2 separate regions of the Homo sapiens genome follow, and region 1 is linked to region 2. The links are chromatin loops, found by intact Hi-C in ENCODE. Cell type or tissue: HCT116. All regions are shown on one strand. Each heading gives the region's core, and the rest is flanking DNA. Links, peaks and the distances in the headings are about the cores only. Region 1 has its middle 40 kb from the start of KLHL31. Region 2 has its middle 28 kb from the start of GCM1.

Region 1 (9,567 bases), core at 2,554-7,553, 590 kb before region 2:
TTTATTGTGACTACTGATAAATTTCTATTTCTTTCTGCCATGTTGTACAACCTCTATTTGCTATGCTTTTGCTTCTTTTTTTCTCCCTGATGTCTTCTGGATATTTTTTCACCTACTCTTTGTACATTACACACTGTATTTTTATTCCTTTAATGTTTACCTTTAAAATGTTGTGTGTAATTTAGGGAAGCTCTTAGTAAAATCAAATATACATGATTCTGCTTCCAAACACTTCACAGATCTTAAAATGCTTTAACTCAAATCACTTCCAGTTGGCATACTATTATTATCCAGTATTTTGGTTTCATATTTTTAGTTGGAAAATTGCTATTTTAAAAGTTGATATGTAAAAATATGTAACACCTCTGTAAGTATGTGTTTGTAGATAATCATTCTGTGTTCTGTATCTGATAATTTCAATATCTGAAATTCTGTGGGGATCTAGAACCGCTTTTTGTGATTTCTGCTACTATTAATAAGTCTCACTCATGATAACATGTTTCTTAAAGCATTTTGGAATCTTTTCATTATAAGCTCATATTTTGGTAACCTGTGGGACCTTGATTGAAGATACTTCTCTCCAGGGAGGATAAACATGTGTACCACGGGTGCCACTCTCTTGGGGTCATTTCCACTCCAGATGTGGCCGTATCCCTGACTGAGTTGGTGCTGTGAAGTAGAATCCCACGTCCTTGAAAGAGCATACCTACAATTATAGATTCTTAGGGAGGAAATTATTATTATTGTTAACATCATTTTTTTCTATGAATAGTTTTCTCTTTTGGTGGCTTTAGCTGAAGGCAGATTTTCCCCAGCCTTTTTACTGAGACTGTGACCTCTGCAAATAACCTGTTTGTGGGGTAGGGGGTGGAGGGGGTTTCAGGTTTAGCTCCTCCTCCATTTTGTGTAGACCCAAGGCTTACCCTTCCCGTTCCCCTCCCCATGGTCCTTAATCCCCATTGTTCTAATTCTGGGCCAGTGTTTTCACCCAAACTTGAAATACACGTATATTCCCAAAAATAAACACCTTATATTCTGTTGTTTTACTCATACATGAAAAAAAATGGCTTATGGGGGCGGGGGGAGGGGAGTTGGGGGAAGAGACAGGCAATTCAATCAACACAACTCCATACGCTGGGAATTAGTAAAATTCTAAGTCTTACAAAAATATTAGCAATTAGAACCACATATTATATGCCCAGCAAATAAATACTACAGTAAATACAGGGCTTTAACTGAAGCAAAGGTGTAAGTAGCTTGATGGAAGAAGATAAGAAGGACTTGTGGATAAGAAAGGCTGAGTCTACAGTGCAAGGAGAGAGGACAGGGACATTCTCAGAGGTTGCCAGTGGAGAGCAGGTGCAGGCTCTGTGTGAAATGCATTGGTACCAGAGGTGGATGCTCTGGTTTTATTTTGCACAAAGATTAAGGAGACTCATGCAGTTAGGATTTTTAGACAGAACAAACAACCAGACTGAGCTCAGAGTGTAAATTTGGGGTTGAATGCATTTCATGTACACTATGGTGTTCCTCCATAGCTGTGCCAGTGGAAATTGCTAATGCATGCAGCACAAAGCAGTCACTTTCTGGAGGGGAAACTGTGTATAAGCCAATGAGATTTCTATATTTTACTGACACTTTTCTGTTGATAGACATTGAGATGACTCAAAGGCAGGAAACATGCACTATAGCCCAACAGGCCAGCCTTGCATCGGCTCTCAGGACAGCCCTGGCTTCCATGCTAGCTTCTGATTTGTTTTTTATCTGAAATTTGTTGTCCTTAGGGATTGCCTTAATACCTTGGAAGTTCAGCAATGCATTGAAATATATGTTTGCTGGAATTTATCCTTCATGTGGCTGTTTTTAGCGGAATGGCATTTTCAGGACATCTGGTCCTTTCATCCTGTTTTCTGGTTTCTCCAGCCTGTTCTACACTCAGCCCTCTGTTTTCTGGGAGGTCTCTGGGCCTGGGAGATGTGAGGCTTGGTTAGTTCACTGAAAAGCGTTCAGACAACAGTGGCCTTAAAATAACCACAGAACCAAAGCAATGATGATAAGGAACACTGGGAAACAAAGGAATTTGTTTTGAAGGCAAGAACTCCCCAGCATAAAGGGCCAACATCCCTTCTCTGAGAAAAGGTAAGACTGAAATGACATGTCACGTGTTTCAAAGACAATTTCATAGATTGCAGTACAGCATCATATTGCAGCAGGAAGTCATGGAACATGGTATTGGCTACATTATGGATTGCCTCCATATTGAGCAGAAGCTAAGATCAGAACCACATGGAACACTCACTTGCATTAATTAATTAATGAAAGTAATACCAGAAGGTACAAGGAGGCCTCAGCAAAGCCATGAGACTCCAAGACGGCCACTGGAGTCTGGATTGAGCCTGCCCAACTCAGGTCACATCAGCACTTCACCCTCATTCACTTTACTGTCCTCAAGGAAAAAATAATCATCTCTGCCTCCAGTGACAGGACAGTCAACACACACCTGACCTTTTCTGGTAAAGTAAATTCTTGCCAGTGACTTGCTGTGGCTTTAATGATAGTTTGCTTCCTAAAAATGGTTAACTATTTCCCTGATTCCAGTTTTCAGGTTTACAGAGTAGATAGAAAACCACGAGATGGCAGTTCACATTTATTGTGATCAATATAATATTGACCCTACTCCAAGAGGTGGAAATTGTGGTTTTGTATCATATTACTTAAAGTCCAAACAATTAAATCTTGTTGGACTTTCTGGATCATAAATGAGAGCCTGTGTAGGAGGAATTTATTGTGAAAACAAACATTCCCTGCAACTCCAAATCTCTCTCTCTCTTGTTAAGATTAGTGAAATGTAACAACACTATTTCCAGTGAAGATTTCACCAAAAACAACCAGTTAGATGAGAATCATGCGTTACTCACATGGCATGTCAAGATGATAAACTACATTATATAACTTTAAAAAAAGAATGAATTATAAAGTTGTCTTCCTGATAAGAGCTGCACAGCATTCTGGAGAACACTTTGGCTGTACTTAGAAAAAGTCTGTGGATCCCACGCTCATCAGTATCATTGGCATCAGGGTGGGATGAGCTGCTTTGACAGTGGGCCTGGTCAAGAGACGGTGAGACAGACACCAGAGAGGCGACCGGTGCCTGGCCGTGGCCTCGGGAAGCCGAATAGCCCTAGCCACTCCCTGGGGTCAGCACGCTGACTAGGGCAGCCACAGGAGGTGTTCTCAGTCGTGGGGCGGCCTGAGGATGGCACAGGCTTCTGGAGAGACCATGTACATCCCTTCAAGTGTTCTGCCTGTCTCTCTAGGATACATCTGGACTTTTGGTGAAATCTAGGAACATCTGAAGCCCAACCTAAATAACACTTAAGCTGGAACCCAAACTACTGTCTTTCCAATGCACAAATAAAACACACACACACACACACACACACACACACACACACACACACAGTTTTTTATTGTAGAAATATCACAAGGGAAATATAACTCAGGTATCAACTGAGATCTCCCCACTTGCAAACATGGGGAAATTTCCTAGAACCTCCACTTTCAGAGCTTATGGAAGTCCCAATTCTGGTGCTGGTTGCTTTTCATTCTCCATCCTTCCCTGCCTTGCTCTGCACCCAGAGGATGACTTTGCAGGTTGCATCAGTTGAGCTCCTTTGCCTTCTGGCTTCTGAGTTGGGTTTGGCTAATGGAAGCACCTGCAGGGTATCAGATGCTGGACAGGGAAACAGGAAGAGATATTTATTTCCTGTACTTCCTCACTGCCTTGCCATGGCTCCAGCAGAAGCACATTCTGCAGTCATGGCTCTTGGAAGGCAGCCTCGCTTCCAAGATTCCAAGCTCTCTATGGACTTAGGTAACACAGTTATTGCCCCTTACCCCTCAAGGGCTAGGATTGTAAAGGCTTCTCTCTATTGCTATTTGCTGGATGCTTCACCTTCCCTCACTGTTTCCCTTAATGCCCCACCCTACCTCCATCTTCTTCATTAAACACTTCTTGGTTAAACCCTCTGAGGGTGTCAACTTTTCCTCTTGGTATCCTGATGAATATATACACCTTCCCATAGATTTCTTTGGACTCCTAAAGGTCTTATTGTCATATATTCATTGTTACCCAGGCATTCCTGCTCCCTCACTTATAGATCTAAAGAATAAGCAGCTTCTCTACTAGTTTCTAAGCGAAGCAAAATTTTAAGAAATCATTCATGAGTTACATTTGCATTCACTGGAAAGCTGAGACAATATGAAGTGGTCACATTACATACCACACAGTCAACAACTTAAAAATCCACATAGATACATCTAGCCTAGTGTATGGGCCATAGATTCTGGAGTTAACTCCATGGACCAAGCTTTACCACTCCCTTGCCACTATGTGATCTTGTGTCAAATTATATATTTTCCTTGGGCCTCAGTTCTCCTCTCCCTTCTTCCCTCCCTTCCTCCTTCCTTCCTTCATTTTTTTCTTCCTTCTTCTCTCCCACCTTTCCTCACTCCCCTATTTCTCTCTCTTTCTTTTGTAAACTGAGGTGGTCATAGCTCTTATCTAGGATTGTGAGGATTAAACAGGTTAGTGATGTACAGTTCTTAGGTGCCTGGCCATATTAAGGACACTGTGTAAAGTATCAGCTATCATTTATTGTATTATTATTATTAGACATTCTCCAAAATCCTTCTCAGCTGGATTTCTTGGTTTCCCTTAGGGCCTATATCAACTTGCAACTTTTGTTTCCCAGCTTTCTCATTCCTGTCTCCTTCCTCTCACTTGTTTTCTTTTGAGCTGCCCCTGGGATGGGTGGAAGAGCAGCAAATGTTTTTTGCCATGGTCCTATCTCTGTAAACAATTTGAGTCAATCAAAATCAGTGTGTCAACCTCATATTGGCTGCTCAATCTCATGCAATTCCACAAAGGAAATACTGTGCTGGACAGCAAGGATGATCCACTTTCCAAGCCTCCCTCCTGGAACTGGGGCCTGGTCCCAGCGACCCTGGAGACTCTGTAAGCACAGTCCTCTGAGCTCCTCAGAGCATCTAGTCAACCCCACAGGTGTAGAGTGTGGGAGAGACAGTCAGAGAGTGCCCCCAAAGAAGAGAAACAGAGACCAGGGCCCAGAGGAAAGAGCCTGGGGCCTCATGCACCTCCTGGTCTGGCCTCAGTGCAGCCCACCCAGAAGTCTCTGCCAACCCATCAATCAGACACCAAAGGATGACTTGGAAGATTTTCGAGGAAATCACCAAAGCTTGGGCTCCTATGAGGTGCAGGGCTGGTCTCCTTGCCCACTTCCTTTTTGATTGCCCCAGGGAGTCTTCTCCCTCTAGAAAGGAGAGTAAGCTAATGTTCTAGTTCCCACTCCCAGGCTTCCTGAGAAAATCAGGTTACTCCACAGACAAAGGTGCCTGCCATTTAGAAGGATCTAATCTCTTTATGAGGCACTTGCAATGATAAATTTTGGACAGAGTCAAGTGAGAAAAAATAAGAAGATGAAGTTGCCTTTAGTTCTACTACCAAGAGCTATCAGCTGGCAACATTCGGGCACATGGAGTGTTCTGCGGCTTGAGCAAACAGGTAGGTCAAGATGTGCAGATATAAAAACTTGTTTGAAGTACGTAAGACAGGACACCCAGTTATATTTGAACTTCAGATAAACAACAAATCATTTTTTATATGAGTATGTCTCATGCAATATTTGGGACATATTTACACTAAAAAACATTAGTTACTTGAAATCCAGATTTAACCAGGTATCCTGTATTTTTATTTTCTAAATATGACAACGCACATTATTACGCGAAAAAAAAAGCAAATTGCCAAATCTTATGCTTATATTGATTCTATTTATGTAAAGAAAAAACTATTCTATACATAAACATGCTTACACACATGCACGCACACTCCCATTGATAAAAAGCCCTGGAAGAATATACACAAAAGTCATGCTTCTTAAGTGTTGAATATAGAAAGGAAAGAAGCTTTCACTTTTCACTTTACACACTTTTTAAATTTTAAGATACTGGGTCTCACTCTTCATCCAGGCTGAAGTGCAGTGGCATGATCATAGCTCGCTACAGCCTTGAACTCCTGGGTTCAAGGGATGCTCCTGCCTTAGCTTCTGGAGTAGCTGGGATTACAGGCATGCATCACCATACCCCGCTAATTTTTTTCTATTTTATTAGATACCAAGGTCTCGCTATATTTTTCAGGCTGGTCTTGAACTCCTGGGCTTAAGGGATCCTCCTGCCTCAGCCTCTTGAGTAGCTGGGATTATAGGCAAGACACTACTCAGCTAGTTTACATACTTCTATGTTATTTACATTTTAAAATTAAGCAGATTTTGTGACAAAGCATTTTAAAAGATGTGATGGATGTAATATGGGAGAATATACTTGTAAAATAAGGAAAAAGCAAAAGGTAAAACTATATACAGTATAATTACATCCATAATTATTAAATATCCTATGTAAGAATATACACTAAAAAAAATTAACTGATTCTTGACATGGTGCTAGGGGCTTCCACATATAATGTCAGTCCACTCAAATGGTACGTATTTGATTCTGCTGTTTGACTTACTTACTGCTCGTTTAGGTTATCTCCAATTTACTGAGAGAAGGGAAGATTGAAAGCCCACAGAAAAGATAGAAACTCCTAAGTAAGGCCTTAGGCTGTGAGCTCATGGATCAAGTCCAGGCTGGCATTATGCATTGGGCTAATGCTCAGTTTTTACCGTGGTAATACCAAGAGTCCCCGGGAGGTAAATGTCCCCAGAAGAGTTGGAAAAATTGAAGACTCCTGACACTATTTTAAAGGCCTGTGGTTTATTCTGAAAACTTAAAATTGTGTCTCTAAGGTACCGAGGACTTTGCTATATGTGTAATCTAGTGTTGAGAACACGCTATTGGTATTTCTCACCTTTGCTTCTAAGGCTTATTATGACGGGTTTACATTTACCCAATTCATGGCTGGGTGTCACCTTTAGAGATTAAATTAAATGCATACAATTGTCATGGCCTTTTGGTAAACATCACACCCCAAAACTTCTCCAAATTTTATGTTTCTATCCCACTTGATAACATACTTTCATTTTTGAATCCTCCAATCTCCTGCACCTCAAAATAGTCTATCAGGCAAACCATTTGTTCCCTTCAATTCTATTTTTAAAATGGCTTTCCTTTGGACAGGGCCATTAGAGCAGCTGCAAGAGCTGATGTTCGTTCATGCATGACAAAAAGTCCTCACATGTGAGGGACACCAAGGCCCTCCCTGAGCCACTCTGAATGCATCCCTAAGCTGGTGAGCCCTGCTGGTAGAGAGATGGAGGGTCCCCTCTCCACCAACTGGTGCCAGATTTAGAAATATTTACAATAAATTTGTGGGCATAAAAAAGGAAGAAGAATAATTTACAGCAGTTAATATTAAAAATTACCTTTTAATGACATATTATATGAGAATATTAAAGACTTAATAGAAGTGAAGAATTTGTTTATGCTTGTGTTAGATTTTAATTAAAAGGGATTCAAATATGGATCCCACTCTTAGGAAGTTGATAGGCTGAGGCACAGAGCAAGTGATACATGTTATGTGTAATACTTAATATTTTTGCATGCTATGTACTCTCACTCTACTAAGCACATTCATCTACTTTATCACATCCTTTTAACCACCCAATGACATAGGTTGCTGGGAAAACAAACAAGGACAGCAAGAATTGGTTACCAGTAGATTAAGTGACACTAAAAAATGTGAAATGTCATTTCATAATTTCCTAGTCCTAGGCTATGTGATCTAATTTTAAACACTAGTTAAAAGGAAGCTCAGGGCAAAGGAGGACGTGTACTCCCCTTGCTGGGTGTTTGGTAACCCAACCTGCACTTCTCTCTTGCCAGCAGCAGCCACAGCAGGCCGCCTGTGCCTCTGAAGTCTATCCACAAGATCCACGACTCTTCTGGGCACTTCCCCCAAATGGCCACAACCAGCAGTGCCAGTTTGAGTTTACAAGGTGAAGGACAGAGGTAAAGGCCGATCTGGAGTTAGGAAAGCAGCTAGTCACCAAAGCTTGCTTCAGAAGAGATCCAACGTTTGGCCCCACTTACAAGCCTATGGTAAGCAATTTTTTAGCCCCAGCTCCATGAAATGAACCATATTTCTTCTTCCCAGAGAGTAACTCAGGCATGGAGGATCTGGCTCACAATATTGTGACCTCAAATTATATTAAAATACATTAGACTCTTGAAGGGCTTTGGAGCAGTGATGCAGCCATCCATATGTCTCCTCATTTTGATGGTAGTGTTTAGATCTTGCCTCCTACATAAACTTGAGAAATAAATTAGGACCAGAGACCCTGCCTTAAGTCCTTGGTGCCTCCCCAAACACATGGCAGTGCTGGGACACAGTGCAAGTTCAATACAGCTTGGCTGAGTCAACCTTAATTGTTAATTCATCGTGGTGCATTCTAATGTTAAGACAGAATTAGAAGACATCCGTGTAGAGAATGTGTTCTATTTATTCTGCCTGGCAGGCAGAGAGTGAAAATTTCCTTTTACACTTTCCCTTCACACTTTCCCCTCCCCCAGAGCCTGCCATCTGTTCTGGAATATCAACATTCATGCAGGGTTACCCCTAGTGAGTCTTTTTAGACAATGTTTTGTCATGAACTATAAGTAGCAATGATCCAGAAGAGAGATTAAAGATGAATTTACTGATTCTCCTCCCTACCCCACCTGAGCAGTACAGTACAGAAATGCAACATTTAGTCATAAAGCTAAGAACCACCCCCAGCAAAGAAGTTCTTGTGAAAAAGTGCAGTATGTAAATTCATAATGCCAGCTTGCATCATTCTTTCAACTACCTGATGATCTTCACCCACCAACAGAATCCACATACATCATGCAGGAAGTGTTTACTGAGCAGCCTCTATGGGCAGGTATGGTGGGGAGCCACAGGATGAGTAAAACACTGACATCCTCCACAGACCTTACAAAAGGCATGGAAGATGAAACATATAATTACAATATAAGCAGGAAGTGATAAAGTGCAGAAAGAAAGATACACATGCAGTGGTATAGGAATTCTTGCAAGAGACCAATTCCTAAGTTTGGGAGCCAGGGAGGATATTTTCGAGGCATTGGAGCTAGGCCTTGAGCAATGGGTAGAATTTCATTATGTACAGTCAGGTCCTGGTAGGGAATAGCAGAAGCAGAAGCATGAAGGTAAGAAATTGCATGAATATTGGCAGGAAATAGTGAATGAGTTATCTGGTTTCCTCAGCATGAGGGTACATCAGGAGGAACAAGAGGAGATAAAGGTGAGACTCCTGTTAGATCAGGAGTCAGATTCTGTTCAATTACAGGCTATACATTTAGACATTATTCCATGGGCATCTTTGTGCACAGTAGTAACATTAGAGCTTTGTTTGAAGAAGTCTGAAGCAAGCCAGGCATGGTTGTGCATGCGTCAAATCCCAGCTACTTGGGAGATTGAGGTGGGAGGATTGCTTCAGCCCAGGAGTTTGAGGCCAGCCTGGGCAACATAGTGAGTTCCTGCCTCAAAAA
Region 2 (9,567 bases), core at 2,408-7,407:
CTACTCCCAAGTCCTATTCCCACCCCTCCAAGAGGTTTCCGCTTTTTAACTCCTTGAGTTATTTCTAGTAGTTACCTCTGTATTACTAGAGAATGTGCTTACACATCTTTTAGTTTTATATGTCTATTGTTTTCTGACTATAGATTAGGATTTAGGACATATGCACCACTCTCCGCCTAGATCATGCATTCTTCCAGCAAATTACAAAGATCAGTTGTATTGAAGTACAGTTTACATACAATAAAACACAACTCAGCCAGGCACAGTGGCTTATGCCTGTAATCCCAGCACTTTGGGAGGCTGAGATGGGCGGATCACCTGAGGTTGGCAGTTTGAGACCAGCCTGACCAACATGGAGAAACCCCGTCTCTACTAAAAATACAAAATTAGCCGGACGTGCTGGCACATGCCTGTAATCCCAGCTACTCAGGAGGCTGAGGCAGGAGAATCACTTGAACAGGGGAGGTGGAGGTTGCGGTGAGCCGAGATTGCGCCATTGCGCTTCAGGCTGGGCAACAAGAGCGAAACTCCGTCTCAAAACGAAAAACAAACAAACAAAAAACTCCACTCATTTTACAGAGTTTTGAACACTGTACATGTGGTCATTGTATACAATGAAACCTCACCAAAATCAAGATATAGAACATGGCAGTTCCCCTGAAAAGTCCTGCTGTGCCTTTTGCAGTCAATTCCCTCTGGGATCCCCAGCCCCCAGCAACTCCTGGAGCCTTTTATCTCTGAACAAGTGTGGGCAGGCTGCTGTCTGATCCTGTTGCTCCTTCATCTTTGGGCTTACTTTCCTCCCCTCTTGATTGGGTTCATGTCTTTCTTATTCTGGGTGTATTTCATCATTTTGGTAGAGCACACACCCTACTAGTTCTCTAAGAAAAGATCCATGGGAGATACATTTTTGGAGCACTTGAATGCCTGGAAATGTCTTAATCACATACTTGGTTTTTGTTTTTGTTCTTTGACTTGGCACAGAGTTTACCTGAGATTAGAAATGCAGGTTGAAAGTAATTTTCATACAAAATGGCCAGGTGCAGCGGCTCACGCCTGTAATCCCAGCACTTTGGGAGGGCAAGGTGGGTGGATCACCTGAGGTCAGGAGTTCGAGACCAGCCTGGCCAACATGGTGAAACCCCGTCTCTACTAAAAATACAAAAACAAAATTAGCCAGGTGTAGTGGCGCATGCCTGTAGGCCCAGCTACTGGGGAGGCTGAGGCAGGAGAATCACTTGAACCTGGGAGGTAGAGGTTGCAGTGAGCCGAGATCGCTCCGTTGCACTCAAGCCTGGGGTACAAGGGCAAAACTCTGTCCAAAAAAAAGAAAAAAGGCTGGGCGCAGTGGCTCATGCCTGCCTGTAATCCCAGCAATTTGGGAGGCCGAGGCAGGTGAATCACAAGGTCAGGAGTTTGAGACCAGCCTGGCCAATGTGGTCAAACGCCATCTCTACTAAAAATACAAAAAAAGAAATTAGCTAGGTGTGGTGGCCCATGCCTGTGGTCCCAGCTGCTCGGGAGGCTGAGGCAGAAGAATCGCTTGAACCTGGGAGGCAGAGGTTGCAGTGAGCCAAGATCGTGCCACTGCACTCCAGCCCGGGCAACAGAGTGAGACTGTCTCAAAAAAGTTCAAAAATCTGAAGTTACTGGTCCACTGTCCTCTAGTATTCAGAGCTGCTGTTGAGAAGTCTGGATATCATTTAGATTTCTGGTCCTTTGAACATGGCCTGCTTTTTCTCTCTAGGAGCTTTCAGATAGTTTAATTATTTCTCGTTACTTGAAATTTCATGACAATAAGGCTTGAATGGGCCTTTTCATTTTTTATTCATTGTATAAGGCCCTGAGGCTTTTTTTTTTTTTTTTTGAGACAGTCTCGCTCTGTCGCCCAGGCTGGAGGGCAGTGGCATGATCTCGGCTCACTGCAACCTCTGCCTCCCAGGTTCAAGCAATTCTTCTGCTTCAGCATCCTGAGCAGATGGGACCACAGGCGCCCGCCACCACGTCTGGCTAATTTTTTGTATTTTTAGTAGAGACGGGGTTTCACTGTCTTAGCCAGGATGGTCTCCATCTCCTGACCTTGTGATCCACCTGCCTCAGCCTCCCAAGGTGCTGGGATTACTGGCATGAGCCACCGCGCCCGGCCAGTGGCTTTTAATATAATCATTCATATTTTTTATTTCTTGGATATGTTCTTATATTTTTCAAAAATTTTTTTCTTTCTTTTTTCCGGTTGTCTTTTTGGAACTTTTTTCAGATGAGTATTGCATTCAACAAATTTTCACGGAGCACCTAAGAATGCTCTCATCCTGGGTGCTGTGCTTATGTGGGCTGCTCTGCCAGGCAAAACGGCATCTGCTCTGTTTAGTGAGCATTGACTGAGGGCAAGAAAGACACTTGGGCCTAGAAAATGTTACAGGATATTACATTGAATCCTGAGTGTAAGGATTCAAACCTGTTAAGGTTAAGATAAAATACAAATAGAAAAATGTGAAAGGGGTTGGGCATGGTGGCTCACTCCTGTAATCCCAGCACTTTGGGAGGCCAAGGTGGGTGGCTTACTTGAGGTCAGGGCTTTGAGACCAGCCTGGCCAACATAGTGAAACCCCATCTCTACTAAAAAGACAAAAATTAGCCAGGCATGGTGGCTCATGCTTGTAATCCCAGCTACTTGGGAGGCTGAAGCAGGAGAATTGATTGAACCCGAGAGGTGGAGATTGTAGAGAGTTGAGATCGTGCCACTGCACTCCATCCTGGGCAATAGAGCGAGACTCTGTCTCAAAAAAAGAAAAGAGAAAAGGAAATAAAAAATATGAAAGGCAAACAAAATGGGAACATGGATATTACTACAGCACTAAAATGTATTATATTTGATACTGTCTTGATTTGTATGTGTAAATCATTTCCTGTTTAGCACCTGGCTCAATGCCAGGCTCCTAGAGATGCTCAGTGTGCATAACTGCCTCAGAATGGCCCAAATGTAAAGAAGTATCAAAGGCCAATCAAAAGTTGGGCTGGGCACAGTGGCTCACACCTGTGATCCCAGCACTTTGGGAGGCCAAGGCGGGTGGATCACTTGAGGTCAGGAGTTCGAGACCAACCTGGCCAACATGGAGAAACCCCGTCTCTACTAAAAATACAAAAATTAGCTGGGAGTAGTGGTGTGCACCTGTAGTCTCAGCTACTTGGGAGGCTGGGAAGGAGAATCACTTGAACCCAGGAGGTGGAGGTTGCAGTGAGGTGAGATTGTGCCACTGCACTCCAGCAAGCCTGGGTGACAGAGCGAGACTCCATCTCAAACAACAACAACAACAACAAACCACTGTTGGGACTATTATTCTGATCTTAATAAAAACGTAGTATGAATAAAATATCCAAAGTAGGGACTTGTTTCACTGCCTATTTAGTATAAAAAGTCATTTATTATTTAGCTTAAGGTGGCAGACCAAATGTATGCCTTTGCTGGAGATCTTAAATGTCAGTAATGAAGTATAAAAAAATGAGCCAAGAGAACATAAGGGGGATAATGAGTGCATCAGAAACGTCGACAAATTTCTGGGAGATGGGAAGTGGATGAAGTGTATATTGATGTACAATGAGGAGCCCCAGAGAAGTGAAATGGAAAGGCAGGACCCTGGAAAGGCTGCGGGCTGATGTCACTGAGCTGAAGGGTAGGAATGAGGAGAGATGGGCACCGGAAACAGGACCAATACTTGAAAGTCTTTCTGCAGATCAACTGCTACCAGTTAGGACTTCACCCAAACATGCATCCCAGGGAATACAAACAGTTAAAAAATAATAAAAATACTAAAAGTAAGACTTGCCTCAAGAGAAATTGAATTAACTATTCTAGGGGAACTGAGGCTTCAACTTGGGTACTTGTTCCCGAGAATAAAGTATTTTGTATTGTTGCATTTTGGAGGTGAAGGTCTAAAGGCACTCTGAAGTGAAGGCTGTCTGACATTTGATCTTGATGCTGGAAACTTTAAAGCCACAGATAAGAAAAGATGGCCCTTGCTGCTATGTAGCTGTGTCCTAAGCCACTTGTGTAGACATAATTATTGGGTTCCAACTTTTTAATTAACTGCAGATAAAATACAAAAGACCCCATAATAGTTCCAGCACAGAATGTCACTGTGGTAAAGATGTAGTTGACAGAGGCAAAAGAGAAAAAAAGTGGAAGAAGATTTGGGTAGGGTCAACACATTTTTGTGTGGGAGGGTATCCAGAGACACTGGCTAAGGATGGAATAATAAACAGTGATTTAATGTTTCTTTAAGTTGCAAAGATGTCTAGTAGAGGCATGGAGAATAATCATACAACAGCATATGACTGCAAAACGTCAAGAAGAAGAAGGTAGAGACAGGGAAAGGAGCAAAAACACAAGTGAGGTAAACCCCATTTTTCATCCTGGGCAATCAATAGAGATCCAGATTTGATACATTAAGAAACTGAGGAATAAGCATGTGATTTAGAATGATCAGGGTTACCTCAGAAAAACCAAAGTCAGAAAAGGTTTAAATTTGCCATGTCTTGGGGAGCATTGGGGGAGGGGCAATAATTTTTAGCATAAACTCTGTGTGTACTATCGTATTTTTTTACCACGTACAAATGATTTTGATCCAAAAATGAAATAAAAATCACTAGATGGACTTATCTTAATGTAAACTGGTCACACATATTTTTAATAGCTTATGTTGTTAGTTGCATATGATTAGTAATATTTGTGGAGGTTGTTTTGTTTTGTTTTGGTAGAAACAGGGGTCTCCCGTGTTGCTCATGCTGGTCTCAAACTCCTGGGCTCAAGGGAGGCTCCCGCCTCAGCCTCCCAAAGCACTGGGATTACAGGCATGAGTCACCACGGCCAGCCACCGTTTGTGTTTACATATAAATAGTAACAGCTGTGCTACTATTCAGTATTTTTCTACAAACAACTACTGACATATTAGCTGATCCCAAGGACACTAATGGCCCTCCATTTAGGGGAGTGCTTTCCTGTTCACTTGTGGGTACTATTTAATTAGGAAATGTGTAAATGAAGAGGACTAAGCTCAGACAGGCAAGGGAGAAGATATTCCTGGCCTTGTCAATGGAGTAGGATAGGGGTGAAGGCAATTGGCTGAGGTGCTGCCAGACTGTATGTGGCCTTGACCCCAGATGGCACCTTAACAGTCATTGCTTTTGTCCACCTGTCTCTGCCATGGAGTCCACAAGGAGGGGTCACAGCTAAGCTGGACTTAGACATCTGGGCTGGGTTGGTAGGTGGAAATGCTGTCTTTGTGGCCAAATGGGTCCTTCCAACCTCCTGGGATGAGTGAGAGAGAGAGAGAGACCTTCAAAAGTAGGGAGAGGGGAGGACTGGGGGAGAAACAGTGGAAACTAAACAATTTAATGTCACGATGAAGGGGAAAAAAAATGGGACAAATTTTAAAAGCAGAACCAACTTCTAAACTTTAATTCTGATGTTCAAAACAGAAAGAATAAAGTTCAGATTCTGACTAGAGTCCCACCCTTAAATTTAGAGCATTGTCCTGGGAAGACAGAATGTGGCAGGCCCTGGGTGATTTTAGTGGTTTATTTGCTCATTCTGCAAATATTTACATAGAAGCCACTTCCACAACAGTTTTTTCTGACCAGGAGAGAAGACACATCCCCATAGAGTTCTTTTCCTAGCTATTTTTTGCCTTGCCAGGAAAAAGTGATTTTGGAATCTAAACATTTCCTGCTAAGCCTTGGGATTTTTGATTTGTCACAGAGCACCTGTGTTCCTTTTGGTTTAAAATAAAATGATATTTGGATTGTAATCTAAAGACATAAGATTTTGGGAGCTGATGGAGGGTAAGATTTAAAAGCCTGAGTGTTCTTGTTTCTTCACCTTCCCTTTGTGGGACTTCATGCCAGCATTTTTCTCTTTGTGAGTACTACAAAAACAGAATTGCTATCCTCTTCTCTGAGGATAGTAAATCACTTGTATCTAGTTCCCTGTCAGTCCAGAATCTTCACATGCCCTCGATAGACCAGGATTGTTTTTTTCCAGGCTGTTTGGACCCATTGGTATTCGCTCTGAACATAAGAGAGATGGAGAACATTCATTTGGGGAACTCAAGTCCCCGAGCTTTTGAAACTCCGTTTTGAGATGCTGAACGTTTTTTATGGCAGTTGGGACAGGAGGTTAAATATTCTAATACTTTTTTATTGAGAGTGTGGAGTGTGGCAGACATTGTGCCAAATGCTTTATATAGTTATTTAATCCTTACAATGATGACGAAGAACATGTTGTTTTCCTCACTTAACAAACAAGGAAACTGAGCTGTGAGATACAAGGAGGTAACTTACAAGGATGCCTAAGAGATAGTATGAGTAATGGTTAGTGAAGAGTACGAGCCTTCAAACCAGGCAATACTGCCTCGTGTATGTGTGTTTGAGTGGGCGGATGGGGTACCCAGACACCTTTCTTTTCAATTTTGGGAAAATTTTTCAAGGCAGTCTTTGCTTGAAGAGGAAATGGCAGGGGTATTTGCTGCTGCAAGTAATTGTGCTCAAGGCTAGCCTAGAGGCCAGGCACAGTGGCTCACACCTGTAATTTCAGCACTTTGGGAGGTCAGGCAGGAGAATTGCCTGAGGACAGCAGTTAGAGACCAGCCCAGGCAACATAGGAGGACACTTTCTCTACAAAAAATCAAAAAGTAGCCTGGTGTGGTGGCACACTAGGTGAAGAATGGCTTGAGTTCAACAGTCTGAGGCTGCAGCGAGCTATGATTGTGTGACTGCACTTTAGCCTGGGCAATAGACCAGTATCTGGGCAATAGAGCATACATATATATATATATATATATATATACACACACATAAGAGCATATACATATATATATACACAATAGAGCATATATATATATATATATATATATATATATATATATATATATATACATGAGAGCATATAAAACATATATATATATATATATAAAGGGCTAGCCTGGAATACATTCGTGTGAATCACGTAAGTTTATTTTTGATATCCTACTTCAGTATCCCTTTTGAACTCTTTTCAGGATATTCAACCTTATAATCACAGAAATGCAAGGGAAAACTACATTAAGATTCTTTTTTCACCTCCCAGATTAGCAACAATCCAAGATTTTGACCATACAGCCTGGTGGCCAGGTACTCTAATATACATTGATGGTGAGGGTATTCACTGGTACAACCACTGGCCTCCTATCTTCTTTCAAAATTCTTTTCATGGCTGGTCACAGTGGCTCACACCTGTAACCCCACAACTTTGGGAGGCTGAGGAAGGAAGATCGCTTGAGGCCAGGAGCTCGAGACCAGCCTGGCCAGCATGGCGAAACCCCATCTCTACTAAAATAAAAAAAAAAAAATAGCCAGGCATGGTGGCATGCGGCTGCAATCCCAGCTACTGGGGAGGCTGAGGTAGTAGAATCTCTTGAGCCCAGGAGGCAGAGGTTTCAGTGAGCCAAGATCACGCCACTGCACTCCACCCTGAGTGACAGAGCAAGACTCCGTCTCAAAAAATAAAAAATAAAAAAATTCTTTTCACAAGCACAGTCCCCATCTGTGTTCTCTTGGAGCCAATCTAGGTGTGTCCTTTCCTTAGGACCCCGGAACCTTCCCCACAGGGTTGTGTGAGAACTACCCTCCACTTCTGTGAAAACTATCCTCTCTGTTCAGTTTTCTGCTAAAGGTCAGAACGAGTTACCCTTGAAAGATTTAATGACTGTATCCTAGTAGGGGCCCTTGTGGGACAACAATTTGGGCCTGGAGGGACTTGGATGGAAAGTCTACCTTAGCAGGATGCTGAGATATGCTAGGACCGGGGGGTGCTTTATGGGCACTCCATCACACTGGCCCTGCTTATTTTCTAGCTAGTGGTTCACATTTACTAAGCATCTACTACATGCCAGGTTCTGTTTTAAGGACTGTATATTCATTAACCCAGTTAAGATTTACAGTAACACTATGAGGCTAGTGCTAGTATCATCACTCCCATTGTACAAGTGATAAACTGTGGCTCAGAAAGAACTAATATTCCCAGGAGCATTTAGTTCACAGTTTGACAAAGCCAGGATTTGGACCCAGGTAGTTGTGTTCAAAGCTGACGTTCCCTCAAAGCTCAATGATGTCCAAAACCTTTGGAAGGGGGAGGAATTGCTCATGCGTAAAGGAGAAGTGCATACCTCCAACAATTGCTCTGACACCATTAGGGTGTAAAGCATCAGCACTTGGCTACCTCACCACCTGCTCCTAGTCACCAGTACTCAGCAATCTCTCCTAGAATAGGGGCAGACCCTCTCCTTTTCACACACAACTGTTCCCAGGGGAGTCCCACTGCAGAGATGCTTGGGCCGGAAGACCCAAGTCTGTGGCAAGAGTGGTGTCTGGGGTGTGCTGCCCTCAGAGTTTCTTTGAGGATCTGGGTCTCGGTGCTGAGTCTGGCCTTTCCACCATACTCCTTAGCAGTCATGGAGTTTTCCCCCTAGGATCCCCACTCTTCCTCCTTATAGCCTCACTTCCTGCAATCCTCCCCCACCCTTCTCAAGTCCCTCATTCATATTTGTACACACCTTTATCCTAGCCATGGAAGGATTTGATTTCACTCTTGTAGAGCTCCTGACCAACTGCAGGGCTCCCTGGCTCAAGAAGCCGAAAAAAGATGGACTGCTACATAGCAGGTGGAGTAGACTTCAGGGTAACTACCAAGTGACTAACTGTAACTGACATTCAAGCAGGTAAGCCTGAGGCACACCTGGGTTACACCTGTCACACAGTGCTTAGGGACTCAGACACTGTGGCCAGGTATGTGCTCACAACATCCAGTGACACTTACCTAGGTCCCACCATTAGGGCCCAGCAAAGCCCCCTCTGTAATACTTGGAAATAAGAATTCTTTACATTCCGTGGTATCCCCAAGGTTCCAATAAACACATACATTTGCATATCAGTTGTCACTCTGTCTCCCTCTGCCTGTTTAATCTACTAGAGTTGTGGTATCTCTGGCTGGATTTTATTGCTTCTGTAGTAGCAGAAGGCGCCAGGGCTTAGGATAGAGACATGGCACTCTGGGCTGAGGTAAAGAAATCTGGGCCTAGATGTGGAAACATGCTTTGCATGAGCAGAGGTCAACGGCTGACTTTAAATGATAGCTTTCATAGAAATGCTTGCCATTTCTTAGAAACCATCAAAGCTTGGCATTGTTTGTGTCACTAAGAAATTGTAAACAAAACACAATTTGAACCTGTCTCTCTCTCTCTGGCTTCTGGTTTCCCTTGGCTGGGCCACATCATCACAATGTTGATGAGATGTGGGCCACAGCTTGCTTTGGGCTACTGACTCTGAAAGATGCTGCCAAGAAACCTACAAAATGCTGGCCATGAAGACTGAGATCTCAAGCCTCACCTCACAAAATAAAGCCCATTTAGGAAGGCAGACAGAGTGGTGAGAAGGTCAGGTTTGGGTAAAAGGAGCACATGAGGATTGAGGATGGAACAAACAATCTCGGAAATGTCATTCACTGCTGACTCAGGAGTGTGATATCAACATCATGAA

Evidence for each region. Peaks named below come from ENCODE experiments on the same cell type or tissue, not always from the same donor. Only the 100,000 strongest peaks of a DNase experiment are listed, where the experiment ranks them.
Region 1: a loop joins it to region 2, with 2.3 times the contacts of the local background. A loop is called at or near these places in 1 of 110 quality-filtered maps.

The regions. Positions count from the first base shown.
Region 1 is chr6:53,700,902-53,710,468 of GRCh38, reverse strand. No RefSeq gene overlaps it. Among named protein-coding and RNA genes, the nearest start is that of KLHL31, 40 kb to the right of the region's middle. In HCT116, for the core only: no CTCF peak of the experiment used is centred there; no DNase peak of the experiment used is centred there.
Region 2 is chr6:53,115,564-53,125,130 of GRCh38, reverse strand. No RefSeq gene overlaps it. Among named protein-coding and RNA genes, the nearest start is that of GCM1, 28 kb to the left of the region's middle. RefSeq lists an enhancer at 4,675-5,174 and a silencer at 5,046-5,340. In HCT116, for the core only: no CTCF peak of the experiment used is centred there; a DNase peak (open chromatin) is centred at 4,810.